Regions from separate parts of the Mus musculus genome. Here region 2 is linked to region 1. Evidence: chromatin loops called from intact Hi-C (ENCODE). Cell type or tissue: gastrocnemius. All regions are shown on one strand. Each heading gives the region's core, and the rest is flanking DNA. Links, peaks and the distances in the headings are about the cores only. Region 1 holds the start of Gm30338 (a long non-coding RNA gene). Region 2 has its middle 7.8 kb from the start of B3gntl1.

What was found. A loop is a pair of places that touch in the nucleus more often than their neighbours do. Peaks named below come from ENCODE experiments on the same cell type or tissue, not always from the same donor. Only the 100,000 strongest peaks of a DNase experiment are listed, where the experiment ranks them.
Region 2: it touches region 1 in a loop (2.2-fold over the local background); 2 of 42 quality-filtered maps call a loop at or near these places.

What each region holds. Positions count from the first base shown.
Region 1 is chr11:121,784,361-121,799,589 of GRCm38, reverse strand. All of the region lies in intron 1 of Gm12589 (a long non-coding RNA gene), which reads right to left. It overlaps Gm30338 (a long non-coding RNA gene), which reads right to left and starts at 4,660. Exons shown (of 3, transcript XR_389244.3): 1 at 4,495-4,660; 2 at 3,437-3,562; 3 at 2,244-2,303. In gastrocnemius, for the core only: no CTCF peak of the experiment used is centred there; a DNase peak (open chromatin) is centred at 8,799; H3K27ac peaks cover 5,736 bases.
Region 2 is chr11:121,673,303-121,688,531 of GRCm38, reverse strand. No RefSeq gene overlaps it. Among named protein-coding and RNA genes, the nearest start is that of B3gntl1, 7.8 kb to the right of the region's middle. In gastrocnemius, for the core only: a CTCF peak has its summit at 7,660; a DNase peak (open chromatin) is centred at 5,064.

The sequences.
Region 1 (15,229 bases), core at 4,060-12,059:
AGCACGTGTCTTACCCCAAACCAAGGCCTAGGGAGACCTCTCTTCCCCAGCTGAGAGCGTGTCTACCAAAAACAACAACAAACTGGGGTCATTTCCAAAAGACATGGCCCTAGTTTCCTACAGGGGCCAAGGCTGAGGGGATTGACTAAGAGAGCTGGGAAGGTCCCTAGAGGAGGTTGGAGCACAAACTAAGCCACCCTGACTGAAATGGGAGGTTGCTAGGAGAGAGACATGGGTGTCAGGCCCCTGAGTCTGTTTCTAGGCATCTATCAGTACAAGAGCATCCATCCTGAGCCAGGCAAAGAAGTCATCCTGGATCCTCACAGACCCAGGTCACTGCTCTTCATGAGGAGGTTGCTAGCATCCTTACCCTGAACCAAGCCTCTGTGTGGTATGGCCAGCTCACACCCACAGTGCTGAATTCCAACCAATATCTATAAAACCCAACTGCTTCCAAATCTCTTCACATCTCCTCATAGAGAACATCTCAGATTCCCTGTCCCAGATTATACTACTTCCTGCCCCATGGGACAAGGTGAAGCCACAGTTCCTCTTAGCCACGACACACTGAACAAGAAAAACTCAGCAGGGCTAATAGCTGACCTACTCTGGCTCCTACCTCTCCCTCCTTAAATGGCCTGAATATGCTTCCTGGCTCCTGGGGCTTGCTGAACCACACTTAAAAATAGTTGTTCAAATACCCAGGCAGCTTACATCGAAACTGTGTGTCTCCATATAGCCATAGCCCTGGTGGCAGGTCCTCTTCTAACTCAAAGACTTTGACCCTTACCAGGAAATAACTTCTGGAAAGACTCTCTATATCTGGACCTTGGCTCAGTCCCCAGCCATAGAACTCCCAGGCCAGTGGTTAGGGCTCCTGACACACCCAAGCCTCTCCCAAAGGATCTGATATATTAGCAGCTCAGAGGCATGTAGGCCCACTAGTTCTGTATTCCTCGGGGGTCATTAACAGTAGTGGTCAGTAGATAGTGACATTACAAAAAAGGACCAAGAGTGTATGGTCCTTATGAGACATTAGTGCCACACCAATGAGCCCTTCACCCTTAAACATGGGCACATGAATTCATCTGGTCAGTTATAGGACTTTGCCTCTGTACATAATATAAGTCTGTTGGGGACACTATAAGGGCATTCATTCACTGTTCTTAGATGGGGTGCTTCTATACACACACACACACACATGCACACCAACTCTGCGAGGGCCTGAGAAAAAGTGACTGTTGTTATGATCTTGGTGATGGACACCATAAAGTCACACCATTTTACAGATTTCACATAAGTTTATGGGGGAGGGGGTATACAGAGGCTGCCTCTGGGCCAGGCTGGAGGCAAAAAGAGGGGGAGAGGAGGGACTGGCCTTTTATAAGGGGATGTGGCATATGTGCAGGGGGAAGTTATATGACAGTGGGAATGTGTCCCATTTTGGCAGCTAATGATAATGTATCCTTTTGTCGCTAGGTCCCTGGGGCAGATGGTGGAGATTCTTGGTTGCTAACAATTGTGTAGGACAAAAGTAGTGTGAGGGACAGACAAGGCTGACCTTTGCTCTTACTTTACTCTGATCAAGGGTCTACCTAGCCCTGAAGAACTGACACAACATAAGGTCAGCATCCTGTCAGAAGATTACCTGCTGTAACCTAAAGAGATGCTTTGGATGTTCCGTATCTTTCTCTGCTTCTTGGGACCAGAACCTGAGTGCCTGGGGCTCCAGACTCCCACCATGTTGAGAAGACAGTCCTGGGAAGGGTTTCATACCTCCCCAAACAGGCAGTGGGGTAAAGTTCTGACCTTAGCCAAACCTGCTTGACACATGAGAAGTCTTGCAGCTTTCACTTCAGGATACCCACATAAGTTAAAGTAGGAATCTGAGTATGTGAGAAACAGCATCCCCATATACGCATGGGAGGCTCTTCTTCTGGTCTTATGTCCTACCTGCTCCTGTACAGCAATAGAAGGGATCCACCAGGCACAGTGTACTGCATTCCTCTGCCCCCATTTCTGGGATTTTTCTCTGAAGCTGTTTAAGGAGAACATATGTGCATATGTAAGCATGTACCCATGCACTAACAATGTGTGACCTCTAGCTTCTGTTTTTGTTTTGTTTTGAGACAGAGTTTCTCTGTGTAGCCCTGGCTGCCCTGGAACTCACTTTGTAGACCAGGCTGTCCTCAAACTCAGAAATCCGCCTGCCTCTGCCTCCCAAGTGCTAGGATTAAAGGCGTGCGCCACCATGCCCGGCTGACCTCTAGCTTCTTACTCCATACTCAGCTGCAGAGCCAGGGCTGATATGAGAGAGAGAGAGAGAGAGAGAGAGAGAGAGAGAGAGAGAATATGAATATGCTATGAGTTAGTCCCACTTTGCAGGCTCATGGAGTGAACACAGAATACCAGCCTTCACCCCCAACAGCAGAGCATGTTAGGCTGTATCTAGGTGCCAAAATGTCAAGATCAGGTCAGGATCTGAGCATCACAAAAGAATCCAAATACAACTCAATCAGTGGGTGGTTAATAATGGAGTCAGATGTATGAGGTTATACAGATGAGGGGTATGAGATTATATCACCTGGGGATCTGCCATCATGTCTCCAGCACTGGCCCTACTCCTGAGAGGTAATCAGTGGACCAGATCTACCAGTAATACTCCACACAGAGGCCAGTACTAAGCAAGCTAGCTAGGGAAAGCTGTTAAAGGAGAGGCACTTGAGTCAAAATCGTCTGACATGGTCCTAGGTATGGATACTAACTACATCTTATCCATAGCTGTTCAACTATTTATAGATGGGACCAAGGCAGAGTAGTTGTTGCCCAGTGCCCTACAGCTAATGATTCCTTGTCTATCTGCACTCAAACCAAGTACCAGTCTGGCACCTTCTTTCTCAGTAAAGCCACTAATTCTGGTATGACTGTAGAATTCACATCCATCATTAGTGTTCAGAGGAATATGCCATCATGCCACCAAGCTCACATCTTTTCTCGGGGTCTGTCAATAGAACCAGACTTTCTTTTCTGAGATTAGGTTCTCAGAGTGGACAAGTGTGTCTGGTCCTTTGTCCAAAGTCTCCATTGACTCTGTGGCATGAAGCCATCCTCCCCAAGTTACCCAGGTAGATGCCTTGAAGGTCTTTGGCTTCAGCCTCATCCCACTGATCCTAAAGTACCTATCCAATGGCACTGTCCACAGAGAGGCAGGCACTAAATCAGGAACATGAGGACAGGCCTTACCCAGGAATGAGGTTAATGCAAGAGCTTATAATCTACAAGTGTCACTCTCACTATGTGGCTGTGTCCTAATCTATTTACTGTTCCCACTAGGGTGACCTTTGGTCTTATGGGTGGGCCCCCACCCCCAGCATCTTGGTCCTTCCTCTTATATTGGGTGTGGACAGTGAAACCAGAGTTTCCTCCTTTGACTCACATAGCTCTACTTTACCATCTGCAGAACGGCCTCCATTGAAGGTTGCCATTTGAGTTGCTTGTATGGCTCATGGATTGGAGTTGATGGGAGGGCAGGAAACGATGAGCTCAGCCTTTGACAGGGAGGCTGTGGTTAGAGAAGACAGATGGTCAGTGAGCAATACTGTGGGGTTGAGGGTGAACAACTCCCTCCGTTCTTCATAGATGGTCAGGAGAGAAGGAATCATGAACAACAGGACAGATGGACTTTAGAAAGACAGGAAGACAGATGTGTGTGTCGATATTCTGTAAAAATCAGAGAACTGCTGTGGAGTGAATGAAAACATGGGATTTGTCCTACTAATATTAGTCATGTGACTATGAACACATATCCAGACCCCAGTTTCCTGATTTTCTGAGTGATCTATTTATACAGTGCTATAGTAAACACAAAACAACCTTCTTTAGGTGATCTACAGTCACTTAAGGGGCCAAAGCTTATTCTCATTATTCCCCATCCATATACTGCACATCAGTGGGCAAAGGCACTGATCCATAGGGCACCCCAGTCAGGATAGGGGGCCATATATAGAGAAGGGCAGCTCATGAAGATCAGTACCCAGCACCCACGAGTCTATCAGCAAGGCTGGACCATAGCTTTGGTGGAAGAGTGCTTGAGGAGGCCAGGGAAAGAGAGGACCCTAACATTAGAAAAGCAGGAGGCCAGAACAGAGGCAACTCGGGATCTAGATGGTCTTTCTAGATCAGGGTAAGGTGACCTGCAATGCCCGAGTTTCATATTTTCATCATCGTAGGGAAAATGGGACTCCAATCTGGCTTCAACTTGACTAAAAATAATAAAGTAAAATGCTACACTTATATGTCTGGCCTATTGGAGATGTGAAGTGAGATTTAAGTTTGCTTTGATGTGTGCTCAGGGAACCAGTACGTAAGAAGTGAAGCAGCTCACTCTAACACTCTACAAAGGTAGACAGAAGAGGAAGCAGGGAAGCACTGAGCATGTAACCGAAAGCAATCTGAGTGCAGAGAAGTATCAAGCCGAAAGCCAGTACAGCTCACCTCGGGGAACCCATTGATGCCTATGTGTCTCAGTCCCTGCACAATCTTGGGAACAGCTGAACTGTACCAACAAACAGGTGGGACCCTGCTGCTTAACTTGAGCCAAAGTGTATAGCATCCATCATCAGCTTTGCAAACAGCTTCCAGGGCTGTGAGCAAAACAATCCCAACCTTATTTTCCACAAGCACCAACAGATGTTTAAAATTGGGGAGGAATCTCTAGACTAAAACATTTCTCAGGCAGGGCCTCTGGAATAGCTCCAGGGAGCTGCACGCCCATAGCTTGTGCTGTTGTTCTAAGCCGCCCTTCACACATCAGGAATGTCAAACAGAGCTGACCTCAGCACCCTGAGAGCCCCACTCCAAACAGAGCCCTGGGCTGTGCTCTCCAGCAGCAGGCAGATCTGGAGTGTTTGTCTAGTTTAAAACAAGCTAGTTGGATGGTGTATTACTTCTCCAACCAAATACTATTGACGCTGCATGCACAACCATCTCTACTGCTCCTGAACTGCATGCATCGCTCAAGCCTGCTCAGCACATTTAGCAAGTGGAAAAGAGATGATTGTTTCTCATTTCACTGAAAAATTAGAAGGAATCAAAAAAAAAAAAAAAAAAAGATTTCCATGTGTTTCCTCCAGGCATCTCCTGATCCCTAGCCAACTCTGTGAACACACCCAGACTAGAACTTCCTTAATTCAGGAGCTTGACAGTGATCCTCCTCCAAGCTGGGTCCCTCCACACCAGTCAGGTCAATGGGGTCACCATACAAAGCCTGCAGGCTTGGCCACTGACTGTCTCTGCCCTTTACTAGGAACAGTCAAGAAGATAGTATTGTCATCTTCACATATCCTACACTTTTCTTAATCCTTTCCCGGAGACGTTATCTTCTCCATTACACACACACACAATTTTTTTTAGCTGGGCTCATAAGTGGCCTACCAGTTGCCATCTGGGCATCAAATCTTAGTGTTCTTTCAGCTTATCAGCGACATCCCACACAGGGTATCATGCCCTATGGAAAATGAGTTCTTCCTTAACTTCATTTCCAGGCCTATTCTTTAGCTGTTCTCGTCACCATGGCCCTGTATTATTTTCTTACTTCTGCTAAAACAAGCCATTGAAAAGTTAGTGGCTTCAAACAACTTTCAAAAAACTGTATGTGATCTCATGGTTTTGAATAACAGAACTCCAAAAACAGCTTCTCTGGGAAAAAAAAAAAATCAGGATTTAGCAAGATCACCCTCTTCCTAAAAAGATCCAAGTGAAACCTTAATTCTGGACTTTCCCAGCTGCCCATGCTTCATGATCCCTCCCTCCCTTTCCAAGCCAATCTCACCCCTCCGACCTCCGCTTCTGTCCTTACATCTACTCTGGTGCTAATAGTATTGTTCCCTTTTTTAAAGATGTTGTAACTCTTTCAGAACTATCTCATCATCTTTTCTCATTTTCATCTGCAAAACCTCTTTTGACATATAGCACAGCATAGTGACAGCTTTGGGGACTAGGATGTTGGTTTCTTTGGAGATAATTGTTATGCTGATCACAACCCGGTCTCCAAAATTTTATACATAAAATTCATTCACATAATCCCAGCATCTATAGAAATCTAACCCATTAATATTAAGTTCAAGTTTACAAAAGTCTAAATATAAACCAGTTTTAAACTCCCAAACTTCAGCAGTCTGGAACACAGGCCTATAATCCCAACACTTGGGATTTTGAGATCAAGGTCAGCCTGGGCTACATAATCAACAAATAAACTATGAAGTGTATAAATTACTACATAAATATCCTAAGTCTCATCATCCCAGTCAGGAGTAATTGAGGCTCTAGGTGTAGTCTATCCAGATGTACAATATTCTCCATTCATGAGCCCATGAGGGACAGTTACTTGCTCCAGTATGACAATGTGGCAGATGCATGTCAACATCCCCATCAAGAACCAAAAAATTAAGAGAAAAGAGATACCCATGAGAGTCTAGATGCAGCAGGTGTTTGAGAATTCCTATCTTATTTTCTTTCATGGCTAGACATAGAAATTTGGACTCCTTACTCTCCAAGAAGGTCCTCTTGACTCCCTAGCTCCAACAAGTCTCCAATATCCCCACCCAACATACGCAGGTTCAATTTCCAGTACCCACATGGCAACTCACAGCTATCTGTAACTCCAGTTCCATGGGATCTGACACCTTCATATGCAGGCAAAACACCAATGAACATAAAATAAAATAAAATAAAATAACCAAGCATACACTCTCCCAGCTGTAAGGAAAGGTCAGAACTTTGGGGCTCCTTGATCAAAACAGAAAAGAGGCCTGTTTCCTTGATACTGGATGGTGGGACATTCTAACTGTCTCTGTAAAGAGGGTTAGGCTGGGCCAAGCATGTGGACACGGAGCCCTGAGGGCCTGCTTCTCTGAGGATAAGCACGCCAAATGAGGCAAATTCTATTTTTGCTACTTTTCTCTAACAGTCTCTTATGTGTCAGTTTGTTCAGGCCTCACCACTACTTCTCCAGCTCCCATCTTTTGCTTATGGTCTGTCTCAGAGCAATGCATGGGTGCTGGTAGCAGGATGGATTCTGCCAGAGTCAAATTAACTAGACACTAAACCTGAGTTTATCCACTTGTTAAATGGGTATCAAAGACCTACCACATGAGCTTTCCTAGTAAACATTATATCACACAAATAACCATAAACTGACTAAAAACTACAGAAACATATTCTCTAATAGTCCAGGAGGGCAAAGGGGAAATACCAAGGTAGGAAGGCTCTTTCCTGTCTCTCCCAGTTTCTGACGGCTCCAAGTGTCCCTTGGCTAGTGTTTGCCCAATGTAATCCTATCAGATGAGACAATACATACAAGGAGCCATGCAGGATGTTCAGTCCTCTGCCTTTCCAGATGAAGTGTGGGTAATGGCCAAGAGGTGGTGCCTATCAATCCTACAACTAGCTCTTATCTGGACAAGATGATCTTCATTTCAGCTGCAGCTCAAAGAAAGCTAATGAGAGGCTATAGGTCATAGGTCATGTAAGGAGTAGCCTAGCTGGCCTTGGCTGGAGATCTGTCCTCTCTACAAGAGAGAGCAGGATGCTTATCCTATTTTTACCTTGCCTTAATCCTTCAGCCACCCCATAGCAGAAGATTGTTTTCCTCCCATCCTCAGTACCACAGATGGCCATGAAACCTGGTGTAAATATTGGAATGTGGTCAACAGAACAAGGAATTGTTCTGAGCAAAGGTTTCAGAGGCAAAACACATCCTGCTAACCCTCTTGCAGTTTCTGTCTGGAACTTGCCCTATCATGCTTCTGCATCTTCCACAGGATCTTAGAAAGAGGGATGAGGAGTGACTCTAATATGAGATGTTGCGGCAGAAGCGGAAATTCAGAGAAGTCCTAACCCAGTGGGATCAGCAGGGCAGTTAGTGTACAGCACTGTTGTAGCAATAGCTGAAAAGGATCTGGGGCCCAAAGCAGGGAAACGGCAAATTGTGTTATGTAATTTTTGTTTTGTTTTGTCTTAAATCACAAAAGTGCCTCCAATAACCTAGAAAACAGGAAATGTACCTAATGTAGCCCTGGCTTTGCAAAGAGCTTTCCAAACAAAACATCACCAGAATGAATTAGTTGTTTCTACTGTGCTCAGTAACATACCTTGAAGGGGAAAAAGTTAATCCACAAAAGAATAAGCAAATTGGCAGAAGAACTGAGAGAAAATATAGGAGTCCCAGAAGTATAGCTTTTGTGAGACAAAAAACTGTGATTGTTTCTTCAGCTGATAATTGTGGAATATTCAATCTAGGGCCTTCAACTAGAAAAGGCTTCCAGAATGTAAGAGAGTTATCAGGGATGTTTCTGCAATATTGTCAGAGTCAATTCAGGGGCAGAGAGACAGAGACAGACAGAGACAGAGAAAGGCAGAGAGGCAGGCAGGCAGAAAGACAGACAGACAGACACAACTCTCAAAGAGCAAGGTCAAGGAGTGAACACTTTGCAATCATAGGGATTTCTGCTTTGAGGGGCTTATCTCAGTGTTTTCAGTAGCTGGAACAGCCCAGGGCAGCAGCTTTGTCTGCCATCCTGTTATGAAGGAAGGGAGTGTGACTGACACAGACAATAACAAAAGTGAGCCAAGAAAGAACAGGACACCCAAGAGGCTAAATCATGGCTGATGACACCACTACCCTGCCCTGAGCTAACCTTCATGGTATCTGAGCCTCTGCCAACATGCATTTGATTTCAGACCAAACCAGCCAGGTCACCCAAATCAGGATTAGCTCTGGTCCTGGGCCCAAACCCTTACCCTTGTCAGGAGACTTGCATAGCCTCCGCCCCCAGGACCCTGCCAAAAACCTGCCAGTGCAGATGTTTGTGAGGCTGCTCCAGTGCGCCAGGGTTACACTGGGAAGGGAGGTACTTTTTGAAGCTGTGGTCACTGTGTTTGGTGTACAGAACATGACAGCAAGGAGGAGAAGTTCTGGGATTTAGAGCCAGACTTGGTCCAAATCCTGGCTGTTTTGTCATAATCATGTGGCTCTGAGCAAGTTGTTTATGCTCTTCGAGTCTCAACATCCATTTGTGCGAATCAAAAATACCACTACCACCAACTGTGGAATGTGATAGAAAAAGCGAAAGATACTCCTCATCGGGCAGGCTGCCTGTGATGATCAGTGTTAATTGTCAACTTGGCAGAATCTAGAATCATCTGGGAGATGGGACTCTGGGTGTGCCGTGGAGGAATTATATTGATTATATTAATTCGTTTGGGGAGACTCATCTCAGCTGTGGGTGGGACCGTTCCCCGGGGAAGGCATTTGGACTATATAAAATGGAAAATGGAAACCAAATGTGCATTCATTGCTCTCTTATGACTGTAAACATAACTTGCCATCTTCAAGTTCCTCTTCATTGGTGTCCCTGCCATGATACCTTGAACTGTGAGCTAAAGTAAGCCGTTTATCTCTTCAGGTGCTCTTGTCAGGGTGTCATGGCAACAGGAAAAACTTAAAAGACAACAATAGTATGTTCCTTAATCATCTCATGAATGGAGTCAGTACAAGATGAGGAGATCTGTGACCCTGGCAGCATTGTAAAGGGCCTGAAGCCAGTACCCACAGAATCTGTGCCCATAAATGTATATTAGGCATGGATGAAAAAAATGTCATCAACATTTCTGGCCAGAACCATACAACAAGGCAAGATCCAAACATGGCCTTGGTATCACAAGATTCAATTCATCTTCTTAGGAAAACAAAAAGGCAATGCAAAGCCGGCAGTCCCAGGAGTGACTAAAAGAGGAAGCAACGCCCCAGCAACCAAGCCATGGAGATGTGTACAGAAGCAGAGAGGAGCCAGTGCCTGGGAAGGTGCTGGAGGGTACCACTTGTGCTGCCTCCAGAAGAGAATGGCAGCATTACATCTGTGAGAAGAAACCCCAATACAGCTTTTCTTGAGCATCAGCCGTTGCATAGCCTCTACCATGGTATGCTTCTGCTTGACAACAAAAACCAAGGTTGGTTCTGATGTCAGTAACAAACATTTTTCATATTTTTAGCCTGTGCAGCTTCTCTCAGCTCTGCTTCTCATAACTGATACAGAAGACAACTCTGAGCCACTCTTCTGAAGTGCCACAAATTCAAAGGAGAGTAAGACCGAGGTCAGAACCACTTTCTCCCTCTTTCCTGCCTTCAGCGTCACTTTCTAAAACAGTGCAAGGACTTCTTTTTGGACCTTGGACTTTCTTGGAGATCCAGAAACTGGAGCCTTCAACACGGAGGTTTGTCTGGCCCTGACTTGAGGAAGTTTCATTATTCCTTTTCTATGGATGGAGCCAGACTTCAAAGAGACCACCTGTCCAGATGCTCCCTGCTCCAAGATCATTTCACCTGAGGACCCAAGCCATCTTCCAAGGCTTTCTAGCATGCTCCACAAATTTGCTTAGGGTAAACTTATCCCTTCCAAACTGACTAGGAACCTACAGGCTCTGTGAATTCCAGCCTAATGTCATTTTCACCATCAACAATAATGCTGGCCAGGACCATCCTCCTCCCTTGGAAACCTAAAGCTCTCTCTTAACCTTAAACCGGTGCTGTTCCAGGCAGCCATGTCCTGTCTAGCTCTTTGTACCCATGCTGTCTCTAGAAGCTTCCCACCAGACATCACAGCTCCTCTGGCAGGGATTCTGGTCTTACTGCTGTTTTAATTTGAATTTCACTGAGAACACCATGGTTGAGGAACCACATGCACACTGCCTGTTTGTCTCAGTTACTCATCTTTCCCTTGAAGATGCTTATATATATACATACATACATAGACAAGGAATGACTTGTATATCCTAAACATTAAACTGATGAGGCTTAGAGGTTGGAAATATCCTGCCCTACGTGCCACATATAATTAAAGTTGTGAAAGGGCTTCTACATCACTTTTGTAGTCACAGTGAATAAACAAAGTAAATGCCTTCACTAGGCCCCACCCAGTTTTCAGAAAAATAAACTTGGGTTCAGAGATACTGCTTCCCTGGACACTCTCGGACAGAGGTAAGAAGCAAACTCAAGACACACATTCCGACTTGTGGAATTTGTGCTATGATGGTACTCTTCAAGACTTAACTCTGTGAAACCTTGATAAATGGTGGTTCCCTGAGTTCACACATATTAAATCTGAATTTAGGATTGTGAAAGGAAGGATATTCTGTTTTATTAAAATTTGCCTTATAAAGTCAAATTCAGAGGGGAAGTATTTTAAGGTTTTGCTCAATCTCATGTAATCATCTATACCAGGAGTCTCTCTTTTTTTCCATTCTATTACTACAGCCTGAACTGCTTGCCCAGAACACCTGAGGTCACCTTAAGGCCTATGCCACAGTACACACCCCTCCTATATCTTCCTGTGGAGTTTGGAAATATGGCATCAAGGAGACCCAGGCCCTGCTTTGTCTTGCAGAAACTATATGTAAAAAACAAATGAACAAACAAACAAACAAACACTGGGAGGGCTTGGAGAGAGATCTCAGCTAGTAAAGCACTTGCCGGGCAAGCATGAGAACCTGAGTTTAATTCCCAGTACTGGTGTGAAAATCCAGTTATGGAACTGTGCACCTAAAAATCCTACCACAGGTATCTTGGTAATTTTCTGGTTAGTCAATTTACTAGGGTCCAGGTTCAATGAGAGACACTGTCTCAAAAATAAATAAAGTGTAGAACAAATTGAAGACATGTCCTTGACCTCTGGTTTCCATGTATATACATGCACACATATGTCCACACATGTACACACACATGAACATATGTGGGGAACCTAGAGTTCAAATCCAGTCTTTACTAGCAGTGAATAACTGGGGATGAGGAAACATAGGATATCCAACTCACCACCCAGCTGAAAGCTACCATACACATGGTAGGGTCCTTCTGGACATCTGCCAACTGCCTGAGAATCCCTCTGGATCAGACAGCTTGGAGAAAGACTCTACCTATCTGATCTGCATATGTGAGTAAAATCTCACAGTCAAAGCCAGCCACCCTAGTTTCTCCAAATCATGGATCTTAAAGGGATAGTCACACCACCACCTACTGTGAACATCACCTGAGCCCAACCATGAGTGCACAGAGGTTATGTGAGACACTCATCAGATTGCTCTGAAAATAGTTAGAATAACAACAAAAGTAAAGAGCCTTCAAAGACAGAAAAGAGCCTCTCTAAGAGGGAGCAGGAGAACATCAACCTCTCCTATCACATGATACATTGGAGGAACTAAATAAAAATGAGGACGATACTTGAGAGACACAGACCTCTTTCAGCATTTCTACTTGTGTTATTTGTGTACCCTTGCAACTGACTGCTTAGAAGACCTACTCGGGGAACCCTAAAACAGCACAAAGATCTCAACTCTAGAGCTTCCTACCAAAGAGGAGAAAGGCCTTCAAAGGATAGTATCTCTGCCCAATGGATTTCTCTCTCTACCATATCTGTTGGAAGTGTGGTCTAGGGCAGAGAAGGTGAGAACAGGAGTCTAAGGATTTCATTTCCCTCACCGTGTCTATAAACAGGCTGCAAACATCATCGGTCATACAGGTACCCAAACCACACTCTCAGCCTCGTTATGAGAAAGCCCCTAGCATGCTGTTGGGGGTGAAAGGTCACAAGTATCTACCTTGAGCTGTAGTCAGTGATGCTTTCTGCACTCTTTCTATTTCCTGCTAGAGGAACATCTTTTATCCCTAGGCCTGGCACAGTACATAGACTATAATCATTGCAGAAATAAAAAAAACAACCTAAAAAGCACCAACCAAAGCCCCTCCCAAATCTCCACTGAGATAAACAGGTACAAGACTGCCTAAAATCTGCTCCCTAGTCAGTCCCCAGGCCTATTGACAGAGTTATCCCTACCTCATCTCTAGCTGTAACTATAGCTATGAAATCTATACCTTATAAGCTAGCTACCAAGACCAAGTCTGCCACAGAAGATTGGCTTATTATGAAAGAAATGGATGGCATCTTCCAGACATCCAAAGCATACCTATGTTGTTTGTTGCAGCTTTGTTCCTGCATGCGCACATCTGATTCTGGGAGCCCAACCCCATCCCACACATAAAGTATGCCACCCTGCATAGTGTACATTACCAAAACAGTATAGGACACACAAACCCACCCAGAACACATCACCTATACAGTCTTTGCCACCCTGCATAAGGCTCTAACAAGTCCTGGTGCAAGGGGGATGTGGGCTGGAGTCACTCAAAAGGGCATTGGCATGGCACTACTCAACTCTAGCCCTCTAATAAAGTAGAGTGTGGATATGAACCACATGGCAATTTTCAAGAATATGTCTCAAGCATCCCAGATGCAACTCTGAAACTAGCTGTGCCAGGAACTTCCACTTCTGTGCACAAACCTTGCCCTGGTCATGTCAGAAAGGGCCAGGTAAAAAGATAGAAGAGACTCCTGTCTTAGCAGACACATGTCCACTCATAACAAAACAATATCAACGAACCACTGATTAAATGCTCATAATTTATTTATCAAGATCTGCAAGGTGGATGTCTGGGACTATGAACCAATGTGTATGGGTTCTGGAGTGGGCTGCCTTCCTAGCTGATAGGCAGCGTTGTTTCACAGAATTCTAACTTGGTCAAGGAAGCAACAGAATGCTCTGAGGCTTCTTCACAAGGACACTAATTCCACTTGTGAGGCCCTAACCTTCTTATCAGAAGCTCTGGGATTCAGCATGCTTTGCTTTGCTATGGGGAATGCCCTTCAAATGGCAGCTGTAGAGGACAAGCGTCTGCTTCTGTGGTTAATTTCTGATGTCCAAGTGCCCCATGAAACCCATTTTCCTGAAGCGACACTCCTATAGCTGGCTTTCAGAGCCTCGCCTGGCTCTGATAGTCTTACAATGTCTCTGACATAGATCTTGCTGCTTCCTTTCCGCATCATAAACATCACATCTAGACAGGCCCTGCCCTGCATGGTACATAGAAAGAAAATGGTTTTCTGGGGCTGAGGTGCTCCACAGCTAATGTAGCTATTTTAGGGTCACCAATACTCCTGTAAATATGCCCCTACACATGCTCCTATAAAAACAAATAGATGCATTGATTCTCTAAGATAGATTCAGTTTGGATTGTAGTTTATGCTCTATAATTGATGTCCTATATGGGGTAAGGAGCCATGTGTTCACATATATCCAGGAAAACAGAAAGCAAGCTAGAAACCACCCCTTAAAACTGCCCTATTAGTGTAGAATTCTATCTCCAAAGAAGACCTAATACCAATGCTTCTCAAACTATCCCACAAAAAAGCAGAAGGAATACTACCTAAATCATTCTATGAAGCCACAGTTATGCCTATACCTAAGCCACACAAAGACTCAACAGAGGAAGAGAACTTCAGACCAATTTCACCTGTGAATATCAACGCAAAAATACTCAGTAAAATTCTCACAAACTGAATCCAAGAAAACATCAAAACCACCATTCACCACTATCAAGTAGGCTTCATTCCAGAGATGCAGGGATGGTTCAATATAAGGAAACCCATCAATGTAATCCACTGTATAAACAAGCTAAAAAAAAAATCACATAATCATCTCATTAGATATTGAAAAAGCCTTAGACAAAATACAACACCCTTTTGTGTTAAACGTCTTGGAAAGATCAGGAATTCAAGGCACATACCTAAACATAATAAAAGCAATGTACAGCAAACCAACAGCCAATATCAAAATAAATGGAGAAAAACTTGAAGCAATCCCACAAAAATCAGGGACTAGACAAGGTTTATTTATTCAATCTAGTACTCAAAGTTCAAGTTAGAGCAATAAGACAACAAAAGGAGGTCAAAGGGATACAACTTGGAAAGGAAGAAGTTATCACTATTTGCAGATGATATGATAGTATACATAGGTGACCCCAAAAATTCTACCAGAGAACTCTCACACCTGATAAACAACTTCCGCAAAGTGGCTCAATATAAAATTAACTCAAACAAATCAGTAGCTTTTTTCTAGACAAAGAATAAACAGGCTGAGAAAGTAATTAAGGAAGCAACACCCTTCACAATAGTCACAAATAATATAAAGTATCTTGGCATAGTAAAAAAAAATGTGATACAGAGCTAAACAAAGAATTCTCAACTGAGGAATCTCAAATTGATGAGAAGCAACTAAAAAAAAAATGTTCAACTTCCTTAGTCATCAGGGAAATGCAAATCAAAACAACCCTGAGATTCCACCT
Region 2 (15,229 bases), core at 3,335-11,334, 110 kb after region 1:
CGGCATTCTTCTTACCTATAAATATGTGTGGCTTTTTAAAAAGACTGACTGTTCTAGAGGTGTGAAGATAAAAAGATCCCTCCATTCACCTTGGAGTGGCCTCGTGCTAGTATGTGTTGTCTTGGACTCCTGGGTGCTGAGTGTGTGTCTCTATGTGTGGAGTTATGTATGACTTTTAGTCTCTGTTAGTCTGGTTTACTTCTGACTTTCAGAACAAACTATAGAGTGCTAGTGGGCAGCCTAGTGCTGGCTGGTGTATGGGATAACATCTGGCTTTCAAACTGAACTTCAAAAAAGCACAGAGTTGGGGGCTGGGTGGCATGCCCGTGGTCTGCCAGTTATGCCAGCAGCGTAGGTGGAGCCCTGAGAAGAGTGAAAGTGTTTACAGGAAGCCCTTTTGTGGGTAGTTTTGGATTTTGTCTGTCCTGGCTTCTGTGAAGTCTAGCAAGGGTGGGCAGAATGGCTGCCATGTCCCTTGGTGACCATCATCACCAGGTCACTTTCCTGGCCATCCCCAAGCCCAACTAGTTCACTTCCACCTGCTTCTGACCCTTCCCAGGGTTTCTCCACTGGGTAGTGGAACTCAGAGTAAGCTGAGAGTCTGAAGGCCAAATGTCACCTTCAGGGAGCAGTTTATGGTGACACTTCCCAACTGTCTACCCTGCCACTGCCATAGCCCTTTCTCAAAAAGTTTCACAGCTTCTCTTTTCCCTGGATGGCACCTGCCAAGACCAAATGACAGATCACGTCTTGGTCACTGAGACCCAGCAAACGCTACACATGATAGAGGCTCAAGGAGTCCTAAACAGTGGATGCCACCAGGTCCTGACTGCAAAAGCACATCCTCCAAGAGGAGGGCCCTGCACAATGTTCCTGAGCGCCAGTTCAAGGAACAGCTACAAGGAACTCAGTTTTGAATATCCTTCTCTTACCCGAAGGATGAAGAGGATGTGATAGAAGACACTGAAAATTCTAGCGTGGCCAGCATGTGGAGTTGTGTGCCTATGTGTACCAGATGTATGAGGACCAGGAAGTGGGATGAGGATGGCCCAGGTCCCAAACCCAGTTCAAGGTCAGTCATGCTACAGGGCCCCAGGACTCATGTTAGTTTTGTGGGAAGAGACTTTCGGGTGTTTGCTCAGAATAGGTCTGCCTAGAACTGCTAGTCTGCTCCAGAGAACCCAGCAAGATCCCTTGCCAGTATCTACAGGGTGAACATAGCTGCTGGGATTCCAACAGTATAGGAAGTGCCCCCTCCCCAGAGTGGATGGCTGATTTACATTACTCATGTCTCGGCTTCACTCAGGTTTTATTCCCACTTAGTTTCTGCTTGCGCACACGTGATTTCCATAGCCATAAACAGCTTTGACTTATTTTCCATCCTAAAATTATAATTTAAGTAGTGTTTGAGGGTATTTTCCTCTGGAAAAGGTGAACTTGGGAAGATAGCCTCTGGTGAGTCCCAAGGGCACTCTACTAGCCTTCTTGCCAGTTCTTGCTAATTCTCCAACTCCAGTGATGTAAAGAGCCTCCCCCCTCATGCCCGCCCCACACACACCCAAGGCTCGTGCTCTGGGAAGCACTTTCCCTCAGCCAAACCTCATGTGTTTCCTGTACTTCCAAAGTATCCAGACAGGAAGTGCTAAACCTCAGAAGGCAAAAATAGCTGACTCTTCCCCAAGGGCCATGGCCTCCAGACACAGAGCTATTGCCTGCCAAGCCCTGCAGCTCTGGGCCTACTCGGTTTTGTCGTTTAAGTGTGATCTGATACAAGTCATTTCCAAAAGGACTAACATTAGGCCTCGGTCTGTGACTGCTTGGCTCAGGTGTGGTACTTAAACACAAGAAGATGTAACTAGAGCTAACTGTAGCCAGATGAGTGAAGAGGGGCTCAGGTTGGGTCCCACAACCCCCTAACCCAGGCTCTAGCCTCTAGAAACCAAAATACCAACAAGGCTTGATGCTATAGCTTTAACTGTCCACAGCAAGGAGACAGCCCTGGTGGGAGGGGAATGGGTCCCAGGAGATTCCTTGCCTGGGGTTTGACCTGGGACGTTGTCTTCACCATTTATCATGAAGATTCATTGCTGAAGGGCTCAGCTCATAATCCAGAAAAGGAAGAGACAGGGTTCTCAGCTTCAACATTGCAAACTTCATAGGCCAGCACACAAAACATGACCTCTGCCTCAAGCCCAGGGTTTCATGCTCACCATGACTCATACCCCACTGGAGAAGCAGCAGCAGCGACCTGAGGCTCAGTGCTCCCGGGAGGCACACACTGGTTGTGGGACCAGACCCACTCCAGGGTTTTGCTGGGTCTCCAGGTGAGAAGTCTTTTAGTAGCATGTCTTTCCTAACGTATTCCCTGCTATGGTTACTCATGGTCTGGATAAGGACACATGTGTATTGTTGTGGGGACAGGATCCAAAAGATATGTTGTCTAAAACAGGAAGGGTGGCTAGGAGTCAAGGCCTGAGACTGAAGCATGGCTTCCCTTGCAGAAGTAATGCACCTCTATTATACAAAATACGGCTGGGACGAAACAACAACAAATAAATACTGATTAGCACAGGGGTGGCTGTGAGGATGTCCTGAAGTTCCACATACAGGAAGTAGCAGCGGGATGGCGGGATGTGTAGTGACTAAACTTGGTGTTCCTGGTACTGATGGCCCTGGGTCACAGGCTGCTGAGGTAAAATCTCTTAAGGGTGGGTCTAATAAAGTGAGTCATCCACAACTCGAATACCCTCAGGGATGGATGGCCCTACAGAGATGATGTCTTTGACAAATGGCCTACAGTTCACATTTCACTGCCTGCTCAGAGTCGTCCTGAGATGTGCTGAGTAGGAGTCTCCTTGGGTGTCCTGAACTTCTGGACACCAGTATGACATAATAAGAAATATGTATTTGGTCTCTGTCCCAGTTCCTGATTCAGCTCTGAAATCTTTTGGAATTTCCTGGACAACAGAAGCAACTTTGCTTTTTGAGAAGATTCCCCTACCCCCGTCATCAGCCCACCCCACCCCAGCCAACCAAACAATGAGGCTGGGTTGGTATGTAATGTGGTGCAGCCTAATTCTGTGGGGTCATAGGTCATGTTCTTAGGGTTCTTGGTACTCAATATGTGTACGCATCTGGCTGCTTGTCTATATACTTTTCTGTGTCCCTTAAAATAAGCTGGAAAAGCACTTCGTGTTTCCCTAAGTTTATATGAGCCCAAAAGCAGATCATATGGGAAGCTAAGTTAGACAGAAACATGGGGAAACTAAGGACCCAGTACCTGTAACAATGACTGAAGCAGAGTTTATGATATCAACCTAGGGTGAGTGCCAGAACCTATTTTCTCAGATGCCTACAACACCTTGTGAATTTTGAAGCCTCTGACACTCCCTCTGATATTTGCACTATTTAGGAGAGCAGACATTAAGCGAAAGAGGGTGTTAAGTCACCCAAAACTACAGGCTACTGAGCAGGATATGGTCTTTCCAGCCAGCATTAACTTTGGGGCCCCTCACCACAGGCCTCTTTTTGATGACTTCCTACAGTCAGGGAGTCTAAACCCTCCATAGGACCCCAGGAAAACCAGGAAGGCTCTGGGAAGACAAAGTTAACCTGTAGCAGGGCCAACCCCTCTCAGTTCTAGGGGAGGAATAAGCTGCTGAGAAACCCTTCAGTTGTCAATGGGTTGTTCTATGGACCTTATACCCAGCTCTGCAAAGATCCCACCCAGCCTCCCCCAAGGCCCTTTGTAAATGTCTCGGGCACAGTACAAAGCCAAAGACCTGTTCTTGAACCAGGAAACCTTAAGTCTTAGGTGCCAGCCTAGAATTTATAGCCATGCCTCTGATTTGTTAATACATTCATGATTTATAGACCTCTTCACATTTACAAACCTCAGGAGAAAGTGCAAATTTGTACCCCAAGCAAACTGCTGTGGTTAGTATCACCCAAAATTCATGTGACAGAAACTTTGCTCCCCAAATCACACATGTGTTAATGGTATTTAAAGGCTGGAATGAGGCAAGATTAGAAAGACAGGGAAAATGAAGAGATATGGGGAGAGAGAAAGAGTCCCTCACCCTTGGTGGCTGAGAAGTGTGTGTGTGTGTGTGTGTGTGTGTGTGTGTGTGTGTGTGTGTGTGTGTGTGTGTGTGTGTGACCTATATATAAAAAGGATTCCCTTGGCTTTTTCTTGACCCATTTCCATTTTATTCATCTGTATACTTGTCTAGTTCATCAGAAACCATCTACAATCTCATTTCAGAAGTAACATTTCCTTAGAATATTTGGTATAATAAGTATGCCAAAACATTTTAAACCTCTTGAACAATAAAATTTCAAGGGCCATAAAATCATGTATGTATGTATGTATGTATGTATGTATGTATGTATGTATGTAATATATGTAAATATAAATCATTGTTAAAATACTTAAGTTTCACTCTGAAGATATTCTCAAACATTCTAAGCCACTTACACTCTCTTAACAACTATTTCTCCCTCTTAATTCTAGTACTTAAAACTGCAATAAAACCATTTGTTTGTTTGTTTTATTGAGACAGGATCTCCCTATTTGTCCCAGGCTGGCCTGAAACTCACTATGTAGCCCAAGCTGACTTTAAACTTGACAATCCCCCTACCTTACCTTCTCAACAATTATCTTTTCCTTAATAAATTTTGAGTTTGCTTGATAGTGTCTTGTTTTGTAATTCTCTTCTGTGTTCAAGTCCAGATCTCAGGTTCACTTAAGTACTGGTCTCTGAAAATGACTCCTCGAGCTGCCAGCACTGAGCCACAGTTCCTATTGCTACTGACAGGGCCTCTGGGAGACAATTGGGACTAGAACGGTTGGTATGGAGCCACCTTCAGTAAGCACCACAAACGACCTCTTGAGCATGAGGAGCATGCCGAGCCCTCTTCTTGAGGAGTCAGTCCCCAAATACTCCAGGGGTTGTCTTAGGAGCCAGCCCCTCTCCTCCCTGCTGCCTGTGATACTTCCTGGCCCCAGAATTCTGGACCTGAATCAGCAACCAGCTCACGTGATTGTTGGTCTCCGCCAGCAAAAGGGGACTTGGCAGTACACAAAAAAGACCCTGTCCCTGCCCCCACAGAGCCAGCAGTGTAGAGACAGTGCTGGAAGCCCTTAATAGAAAGACTTCCTGTGGAAGGGATAAGCAGACAGTGTGGGTGGGAGATGGGGGGATGGCAGAGGTGGGGTGGCCTAAAGCAGCCCTCAAATGGAGTAGTAGTAGGGAGTCACAGACTACTATCATCTGAGCAGGACTGAATTTGATATTGCCTTCGGGTTTCTATTGCTGTGATAAAAAAACCTTGACCAAAGGCAACTTGGAGGGGAGGTTATTTTAGCTTATAGTTCCACAGCACAGTCCATCACTGAGAGAAGACAGGGCAGGAACTCAAACATGGCAGGAATATGATGGCAGGCACTGATGAATGGCCATAGGTATGCTGGTTACTGGCTTGTCCCTGTGGCTTGCTCATCCTGCTTTTTTTTATAGCACCTAGAACTATTTGCTCAGGGGTGGCCCCACCCATAATAGGCTAGGCTCACCAATCACAATCACCAGTCAAGAAAAGAACCCACTGTAGTTGAATAAGCTGAGTTTAGTTTTTGAAGCCTAGGCTACTACTGACCCTATATCTATCCATTGGTGTAGCTCCTTTGTGCTTACACAACTCCCTTCAGTCTAGTACCTTCTAATCAGTGTCCTCATTGCAACCCAATCTTTCCTTTCTGTGGCAGTGACCATAAGGATAAATTTCCTTTATATCATACAACAGCCACAGATAGACTCGGATTTTAAGTCTAGGCATTACCAGTTGCAGCCTACATCATCAACTCTGTGACCCCAGTGTGTTGGAAAGCTCTCTAGGGCAACTTATCCAGCATCCCAGGTACTTGGCTGGATCTTGCTCTAGAGCAAATGTCCAGGAATGTTTGAGGAATCAGGGTGACCATGGTGACATCTGCCTCCACCTCCTTAGTGATTTGACCATTGAGAACAACCTGAAATTATGTAACCTACCATAGACCATGGGAAAGCAAAGGGCTAGAATTGCTCACAGCTAACCTAAAGAAGATTAGGGGCAGTGGTAGCTACACAGGCTAACAACCCACAGTTTGCCTCCTAGTAGTAAGGCTGTTACCATGGGCTATGGTAACCAGGTATGCCACCTGTCACCTTCCTTGGGTGATTTGGTTTTTATTAAGGGGTGGGCTCTAGTTTGCAATAAGGTATACAAGTTTATGTGGCACAATGGCATGACCAGGCTAGGGTCACTTGGCTAGGACAAGCCAGAGCTGAGAAGGAGGTCCCACGTGGCCCCGAGCCATTGGCTTCAGTCTCTACCTCAGGCTTCTGTCCAGTCACAGCCTTTCCCACTAGCTGGTGCAGCTATGGATCAAAAGAGGTTTCCATAGACATACTTTGGCATTGTACTGGCTGCAATGGAGCTACAAGTTGTTGGGAGCTGAAGCCTGTGCTTCTCAGCAAATCCCTTCTGTGAGGTCAGGGACTGCTAAGGAGGACCCTGAAGCTGGTTCCCCCGGAGGTCTCATCAGAAGTGGAGGCTGTCAACTTCTTAAGCCAACTAGCTTTGACAGCCACATTAGCAACACTGCTTTCCTTCCTTGTGTTTCCTCAGGTATACAAGTTTATGTGGCACAATGGCATGACCATAAGGTTGCTCCCAGAGTCTCTGGCCTGCCACCTCTCCTCTATGTTCTCTGATCCATCCCAGCACTCCCTCTTACATGCAAACTTTTATGGACATGCCATTTCATATTTCTGAGTTCCATAGATTATTGTAGCTCATGTGAGACATTTTCCTGCCCACAATTTAAAGAACAATGTCTCACTGAATATAATAGGATGTTAATCCTAGGACATTCCTGTCCCCTCTATCAAACAGACAGCTCAAGTTAGGTGGATAATATAGCTTGCTATACCCTAATACAACCTAAAGGGACCCGCTATCTACCCTTGAATTATCCTAGACCTAGAGGGGCCTCTGGCTTGAACACCTCCAAACTATCCTCAAGTTCTGTGGGCACAACAGGGTAGTTCCTTTTGCAAGTCAAGATACTTCTATCTTCTTCCCAATCTGGGTCATGCTCCTTCAGCAATCAGGGCCTACCTACCATGTGTCTGTTCTTCCTTGAGTCCAGAAGTGGTGCTGACTGGTTTTTATAAACTTGACACTAATACACATATACACTATACATTTCTGGGAAGAGGGAATATTAACTAAGAAAATACATCCATAAGACTTACCTATTGGCAAGTCTACAGAACATTTCCTGATTGATGGTTGATGTGGAAGAACCCCACTCACTGTGGGCAGTGCCATGGCTGGGTAGATGGCTCTGGATGGTCTAAGAGAGCAGGTTGAGAGAGCCAGTAGGCAGTACTCTTCCATAACTTCTGCTTCGGTACCCGTCTCCAGGTTCCTCTCTTGAGTTCCTGCTTTGACTTCCTATAATGGTGAACCGTGATGTGGAAATGTAAGTGAAATAACCCTTTGCTCACTGCCCTGCCCCAAGTTCCTTTTGGGCATGATGTTTTATCACTGCAATAAAAAGTTAAGACAGTGGCTAGTTGGGCCCCGGGGATCAGGACATCTGTAGTTCCTTCAGTAGCCACAAGAGGGGCTTAGATTAGATCCAGCCATTCCAGCCTCTGCTGAGGTGGACAATTCTCTAGGCATTGCACAAGGCCTGGAGTTCAACTCTGCGGTAGACTTTATTCTGGACTCCACATGTTCTGACCTCCTCTCCTGCATCACTATAGCCTGTATGGTACCCGAGAACAAAAACACTCCATATGGAAACCACTGACTCCGGCTGTTTTCTCGGCTATGTGTGGGGGATTGGGATCCAGGTCGAGACAAGCGCAGGCTCGCTATACACATGGTTTCTACAGAGAATGCCTTATTGCTTGCTACCTGTTTTCTGCCAAAGCAGACTTATCCTTTCCTGCAGTGGGGCTCTGTGTAGAGAGCCTCATCATTATGGAGGCCACAGGCATACCCCCATAGCTTTGACACAGACGTGTTCTGAGTGCTGCAGAGATCATGACTTGGATCCGTGTTCTGCATCTCAGGCTCTCCTTTCCTTTCTCAGGATCTGCCTGTGGTCCCAAAAGCTCTAGCCACATCCTCAAACCATTTCCCATGGATTCCAGGATCTCCATGTGAGAAGAAGGTCACCTCTTCAGAGGTCATGACCCAAAAGGATCAGTACTGTCTAGTCCAGATGTCTACTCATCTCAGATAAAAAGCTGACCATAGACCAAAGCACAAATACCAAGTCCAACTCAGTGAACTAGTGAGTGTTATTAGTGTTACTTATGGAAGAATGGGTGAGGGGTACTTATAGGAGTGAAAATGACTCAAAGACAGCTATATCACTGAAGCCTACCCCACGACTGACAACTCAGAAAAACCTGGAAACCTGTGACACACAGTATAGCCTGGAGACAGTTCCACATGTTAGAGAGTGTCCTTTCCATGTAGTTGCTCTGAGCCTCTGCCAGGAAGCTCAGCAGGTTTCTGGTTCTTCCAGGCTGTTTGGCTGGTCTCTGTTTCTTCCAGACTGCTGAGCTAGTGTGCTGGCTAGTTTTATGACAACTTGACGCAAGCTTGAGTCATTCAGGAAGAGGGAATCTCACTGAGAAAATGGCCTCACCAGATTGGCCTGAAGACAGTCTGCAGTGCTTTTCCTTAATTAGTGATTGATGTGGGAGGGTTCAGCACTCTGTGGGAGGTGCCACCCATGGGCAGGTGTTCCTTGGGTGTATAATAGAAGCAGGCTAAGCAAGCCTAGGTGAACAAGTAATTAGCACTTCTCTATGGCCACTGTATCAGTTCCTGCCGACTTCCTTCAGTGATGTAAGAATCATAAGCTAAAAACCCCTTTCTCCTCAGATTACTTTTGGTTATGGTGTTTTATCACAGCAATAAAAACCCTAACTAAGACAGCTGGTTTCTGCTCTTTCCAGGGGACTGAGTTTGTCTGAAGGTGACTCTCAACGTTTTTACTATTTATATAGTCTTGGGGAAAGAGGATCCTAATGAATCCGGTCAATTTTGAAACACCATGAAGCACCATGACCAAAAAGCAAGTTTGAGAAGAAAGGGTTTATTTGGTTTATCCTCTCATATTGCTGTTCATCACTGAAAGGAGTTAGGACAGGAACTCAAACAGGGCAGGATCCTAGAGACAGGAACTGATGCAGAGGCCATGCAGAGGTGCTGCTTACTGCATTGCCTCATATGGCTTGCTCAGCCTGCTTTCTTATAAAACCCAAGACTACCTGCCCAGGGATAGCACCACCTACCATGGGCTGGGCTCTCCCCCATTGATTACTGGTTGAGGAAACGCCTAACAGCTGGGTCCTCAGCTGAGGCTCCTTCCTCTCTGATGACTCTAGCTTGTGTCAAGTTGATACACAAAACTAGCCGGTACACCTTAGAACACCCTGTCATAAAATATGTGGTTGTTTCAACCTCCTCTCATATAGTCTATGTCTTAAGAGGTTTCCTCCTTCAAGATGGAAGGCTTTAATCTAGGAAGAAACTGCTACACAACAAGGGTTTACCCTCATTCAGGAACACATCACACAGGATTTACTCCTACTGACTGCATCACAGGGTTGCCTTATAGAAACTCTAATCCCCAGATTTGGATTCTAGAAGCATGTGCTGCTGAAAGACAGAATTCTTGGGATCTTGTCCACAGCAAGTCTATGGCCTGTACATTATATTTCTAAAAAGCATAAGCTATAGGTCTTGAATGAGACTGAGATAAAACTAGCCTATAAAATAGTGAGGTAACCTAGAAGTGGGAGCTTTGTATAATCATAGCCTGTTTTCTTCTTGAGGATTGGGGTTTTTTTATTATTATTATTTTTTGAGATGTGCTGGTCACCATGTACTGTTATCTATCATCCAAGTATCCTGACCTTCAGTGGGGAGAGGTTCAGTTGAGGTAAATTGAGGTCTGTTTCATTTGTAAACTTGGAAAGAACGCTGGAGGTCTTGAGCCTTCGGCTGTCCTGAGCGCTCATCTGGCTATTGCTTTAAAGCTTTCACCTTGATCTCCGCTGGTGGTATACCTGGAAGACCATCATGAGGGCCCAGCAACACCCACATCTTGTCATACCCATGTAGATCTTCCGGTACCAGCATCATGCAATTTGATTCCAGTACCAGTATCATGTAATTGCACATTTTATAAACAAGCATCTAGAGTGTTTGGCTGCTATAACAAAATAGAGTCTGGGTAAGTTAATTTTTATGTATTAGTTTTTATTTTCAAGACAGGATTTCTCTGTGTAACCCTGGCTGTACTGGAATCCACTCTATAGATCAGCCTGGTCTCTTAGTCAGAGATCTGCTGCCTCTGCTGCTTGAGTGCTGGGATTAAAGGTATGCACCACCACCACCAAACACAGTCTGGGTGAGTTATAAACAGTAGGATTTTATTTCTCATAGTTCTAGAGTTCATCATCACCAGGAGACTCGGTGTCTGGTGAGGGCAACTTCCTCACAGATGGTACCTCTTGTGTTCACTCGCATGGCATAGGATGTAGCGCTCCCTCAAGTGTCTTGTGTAAGGCAACTAATGTAACAAACTAAGGATCTCCTAAAAAGCCCCATCTAACATCATCCTCTGGGGGCCAGGTTCTCATACAGGAGCCTGGGAGACATGACATTTCAGACCACAATAGTTTGCCCTCTCTTTAAGTCCTGGGCAGTTAGCACTGGGGCCTCTAAAGACATAGGTAGCTTTCCTGAGCATTTTGTATAAGCAGCATCAAGCCACAGCTTCAGGAGTTTTGTATCACGCTCCTTCAGATGCCCATAATTACTCACCAGCATCTCTCATCCCTGTTCCTCTTTCCTGATTTGAGAACAAATGTTTTCAATACAGTAAACACAATGCCCTGCCCACTTCCCACAGTCTGCCTGTGTTGGTGCCAGTCCCCATAGCCTGGGCCTTTGATGGTATCTTGGTGAGACTCCCTACTGTTGGGGAATAGTTTGTGTGCTGTGTATTTCAGATGCTGGTTTCTATGCCCAGAGATGTTCTTGCAGTCCAGACATTGGCGCTGTGATTATTAGAGCATCTCATGTCTCAGTGATGTGTAAAAATTATTTTCCTGGGCCCCTAATGAAGAAGCTAGAGAAACTACCCAAGGAACTAAACGTTGGGTCTGCAACCCTATAGGAAGATCAACAATATGAACTAATCAGTACTCCCCAGAACTATGTATCTAGTTGCATACGTAGCAGAGGATGGCCTAGTCAGCCATCAGTGGGAGGAGAGGCCCTTGGTCCTGCGAAGATTATATGCCCCAGTACAGGGGAATGCCAGGGCCAGGAAGCTGGAGTGGATGGGTTGGGGAGTAGGGACAGGGGGTCCCAAGGAGAGACAGAAGGGTCAGGGAAGGACCAGGAGGATTCTTCATGAGCAGGTCACCAAGGGAGCAGCCATGAGGACACACAAGGAGCAGAGTGAGCCAGGGCAGGATTCAGATGGCAAGTAATGGGGTGCATGACTGGAAATTAGTCCAGACCAGCATGATCAGGTGAGAATAGATGAGTTATCTGTCCAGCTATAGTGCTTGAAGCCTTTTAATAAACATTAGGTTGCTGTGTCATTTATTTGGGAACAAGGGGGTTGTAGAAAAGCCCAGAATTAATATGTATACCCTACCTCATGGGTATCAAGCTTAGGACCCACAACCCTTGGATTTCAGAACAGCACCTGCTGCCACCATGAACCTATGCAGTGCTCTGGCACTCTGAATGTTTGCAAAAAGGAGTTTCCAGGTGTTGCGTGACAAAACTTTTCCTGGGGCTATGGAGCACACATAACTAACTATTCACCCTTTGTCATGACAGACCAAAGTACAGATAGATACCACCCGAGTCCAATTTGGTGGACCAAAGCATTTTATTGTTGTTGCTTTCAGGAGTGGAAATGATTCAAAAGACAGCTTCATCACCAAGGCCCACCCCAGCATGGATGACAGCTCACAAAAGCTGGGATTGGAGAGTCAGTGCACAGCCTGCAGGCCACCCAACAGGTTGGAGAGTGTCCTTTTTATGTGCCTCAGTTGGTTTAAACCTGTTCCAGGCAGCTTGGCTGGCTTCTGCTTCTTCAAGGCAGCTATTCTGATCTCAGTCTTCTTTGCAGCTCAGCTTCCTACAGTCTGAGAGGGACTTCCTCAGCTTTTATTGTTTAATTTGGTAGGGAGGAACCTAGTGAATCTGATTGGTTTCAGGAGCTTCCCAGAAGGTAGTTTGAGTTGTTTACCTTCCTGTTTAAGGAGCTTCCCTGCAGGATAGAATGTTTCGATATCAGAGAAAACTGTTGCACAATACTAGGTCTGCCAAGAAGGCTTAGTCATGAAGATTTGTTTGTTCTTATGAGGACCTGTGTTTGATTCCTAGCACCCACGTGTTGGTTCATAACCATCTGTAACTCCAGTTCTAGGGGATCCAGCGCCCTCTTCTGGCCTTCACAGCTAACACACACAGTACATATGCATATATGCATGCAGAACACTCTTATACACTAAAGAAAATATATTTTTAAGAATGTCTACATATGCCAGGCAGTGGTGGCACATGCCTTTAATCTCAGCACTTGGGAGGCAGAGGCAGGCAGATTTTCGAGTTTGAGGCCAGCCTACAAAGTGAGTTCTGGGACAGGGCTACACAGAGAAACCCTGTCGGGGGGGGGGGGGGGTCGACACATATTATGTTGAAGGGTACTGTCTACACATATTGTGTTGGAGGATACTGTCTACACATATTGTGTTGGAGGGTACATCTAAAAGGAACTTTCTTGCTGCAAAAGATTACAGGAGGTGAGATGGAAGCAGTGCAGCCCACTCCAAACACAAAGGTGTAGAAACTACCTGTGCTTCCTTATCTTCAGGTCACTCTGGAGCTAGAATGCTACTTACTACTAAGTCATTTGAAATGAAACTATTCTCCACACATTAACTCTGAGAGACCATTGGGTCTTTGAAAACAAATCCTCAGATTGCCTTGGTCAGACTTAAAGATAAGGTTGTATTTCTACTCAACTCACTTAATGCTATTTTTTACTGGCTTTTCAGATAAGATGCAATTTCAGTAAAAATATCATACATGACATAGTGCTTTGCTTTGTAACAAGCTACCGAATATTTTGCATTTGATCTAATTTTTAAAACAAAACTTTTATTTTTCTGTGAAAGAGGTGCTCACAGACACACCCATATGCCTTAGTTTAGAGCACTTAAGAGTAGTAACCTGAGCGGGTTAGTCCAGGTAAGAGGGGCAGCATACTGCTAGACACAGCACACCCACTGTACACAGCTCCTGCTCACCTTCTCTATGTGAGGTGAGCTAGAGAGCTTTCACAGCGACCTGCAAAGGTCCCATCATAGCTCTGTTCTCTCACAGTGACCTGCAAAGGTCCCATCATAGCTCTGCTCCAGCTTCGTGGAAGAGGGTGGACACCCTGTTTATACAGGTAGGAAAAAGTTTGGCAATGCCTAGAACAGACTGTGGAAAGAGGTTGGGCACTACTGCATCTCCAGAAGTTAAGCTGTTAAGATTGCTAAGGGTACTCGGTTCCTTTGCAGAACTGCCAGGGACAGTGTAGGTTCTTTCCTTTTGGGGAGCGAAAAAGTAGGCCACTGTTTTCTACTGAGGAAAGAATAATAATAATAATAATAATAATAATAATTTGAATGCATGAGCAGCAGCCCAGAGCAGGAAAGTTGGCTCAGCAGTTAAGAGCACTTGTTGCTCTTGCAGACATAGTTTTGAGTCCCAGCACCTGCCTGGTGGCTCACAACTGTCTGTAATTCCAGTTTCAGAGGATCTGGCACTCTCTTCTGACCTTCATGGGCACCAGGGAGGCATGTGGCACACACGCATACATGCAGGCAAAACACTCACATACATAAAATAAATTAACCAAGATTTTGAAAAGCACTGCAGTCTAAAGCTTTGCTGAGAGCTCTTGCTATTTTTAAATTACATTTTATTTTGCGCATGTGTTGGGGGTGTGTGGGGTTGTGCACCATACCCTATATGTTCGGAGGTCAGAGGATAACTTGTGGGAGTAGGTTCTCTCCTTGATACCACATGGGTCCCAGGGCTCAAAGTCGGGTTCTAAGGCTTGGCAGCAACTGTCTTTATCCGTTGAGCCATCTCTTCCACCCATCTCCTGCTATTTTTAAGTGTGGAAACTCTTGAGGGCTGCTTGGTGCCAAGGCCAGTGGGTGACCTCAGTGTCACCCCTCACAAATGGAGGGTGTGGATGACCAAAATATGCCATCTTAAAATATATTTCTAGTTGTAGGATGACCATTTGGAGAAACTGCAGACACAAGCATTAAGTTAGAAAAGCACTAACGAAACAAAATGTACATGGGTTATCTACATTAAGTAATCAGGTGTTTTATCAATATCTGGGTTCCACGCAGCTCAGAGGTTGTCACCCGTCCTTTGGAAGTAATTTAGTGAAACCTTTTGGTTCTGTGGGATGCCTAACTTTGGGACTCCCACAGTTCATAGAACACTTCCTTCCCCAGTATCCCCCGGGACAATGAATCTCTGTGTAGCATAGGAACTCAACTATCTGGCGTTGACCAAGCGTCATGTGTCCTAATGCAGGCCACACGAGGGCCTTGGGTCCATGAGAACTATCTACCTTTGGCTCACTCCAGACAGACCCAGTCCAGACCCAGAACCTTCCTCCAGGAGGGGGTCCTTCCTCCTTGTCTGGAGCAGTCAGACCAAACAAGATTCTGATGAAATGTCGCCTGCTTTAAGCTTACTGGCATTTTCCTTTTTAAAGTTACATAGGCCCAACCTGCGGTGGGATTTTTAAGTAACCACCTACTTGCACAGGGTGGCGTCCCCCCACAAGTTCCCCCCGTTCTTAAGTTTTTTTATAACGTTAGTTTGGCTGCGGACTTCAGTTTGCGATTATTTCCGTCAGGTGGGGCAGGAGGACTTCCGCAGGCCAAGAAGCCACAGAGGCAAGTGAGAAGGACGAAGGCGCAAAGCCAGGGGCGCCCACGGACTCCGGAAGCCCAACCCTTTGCTCGGCCAGGCCCCGCCCACACACTCAGCTCTGGCCACCCCGGAACCCCTCGCCCGAGCTGCTCCCGCCGAGAACGGCGGCTCGCCCCTCCCG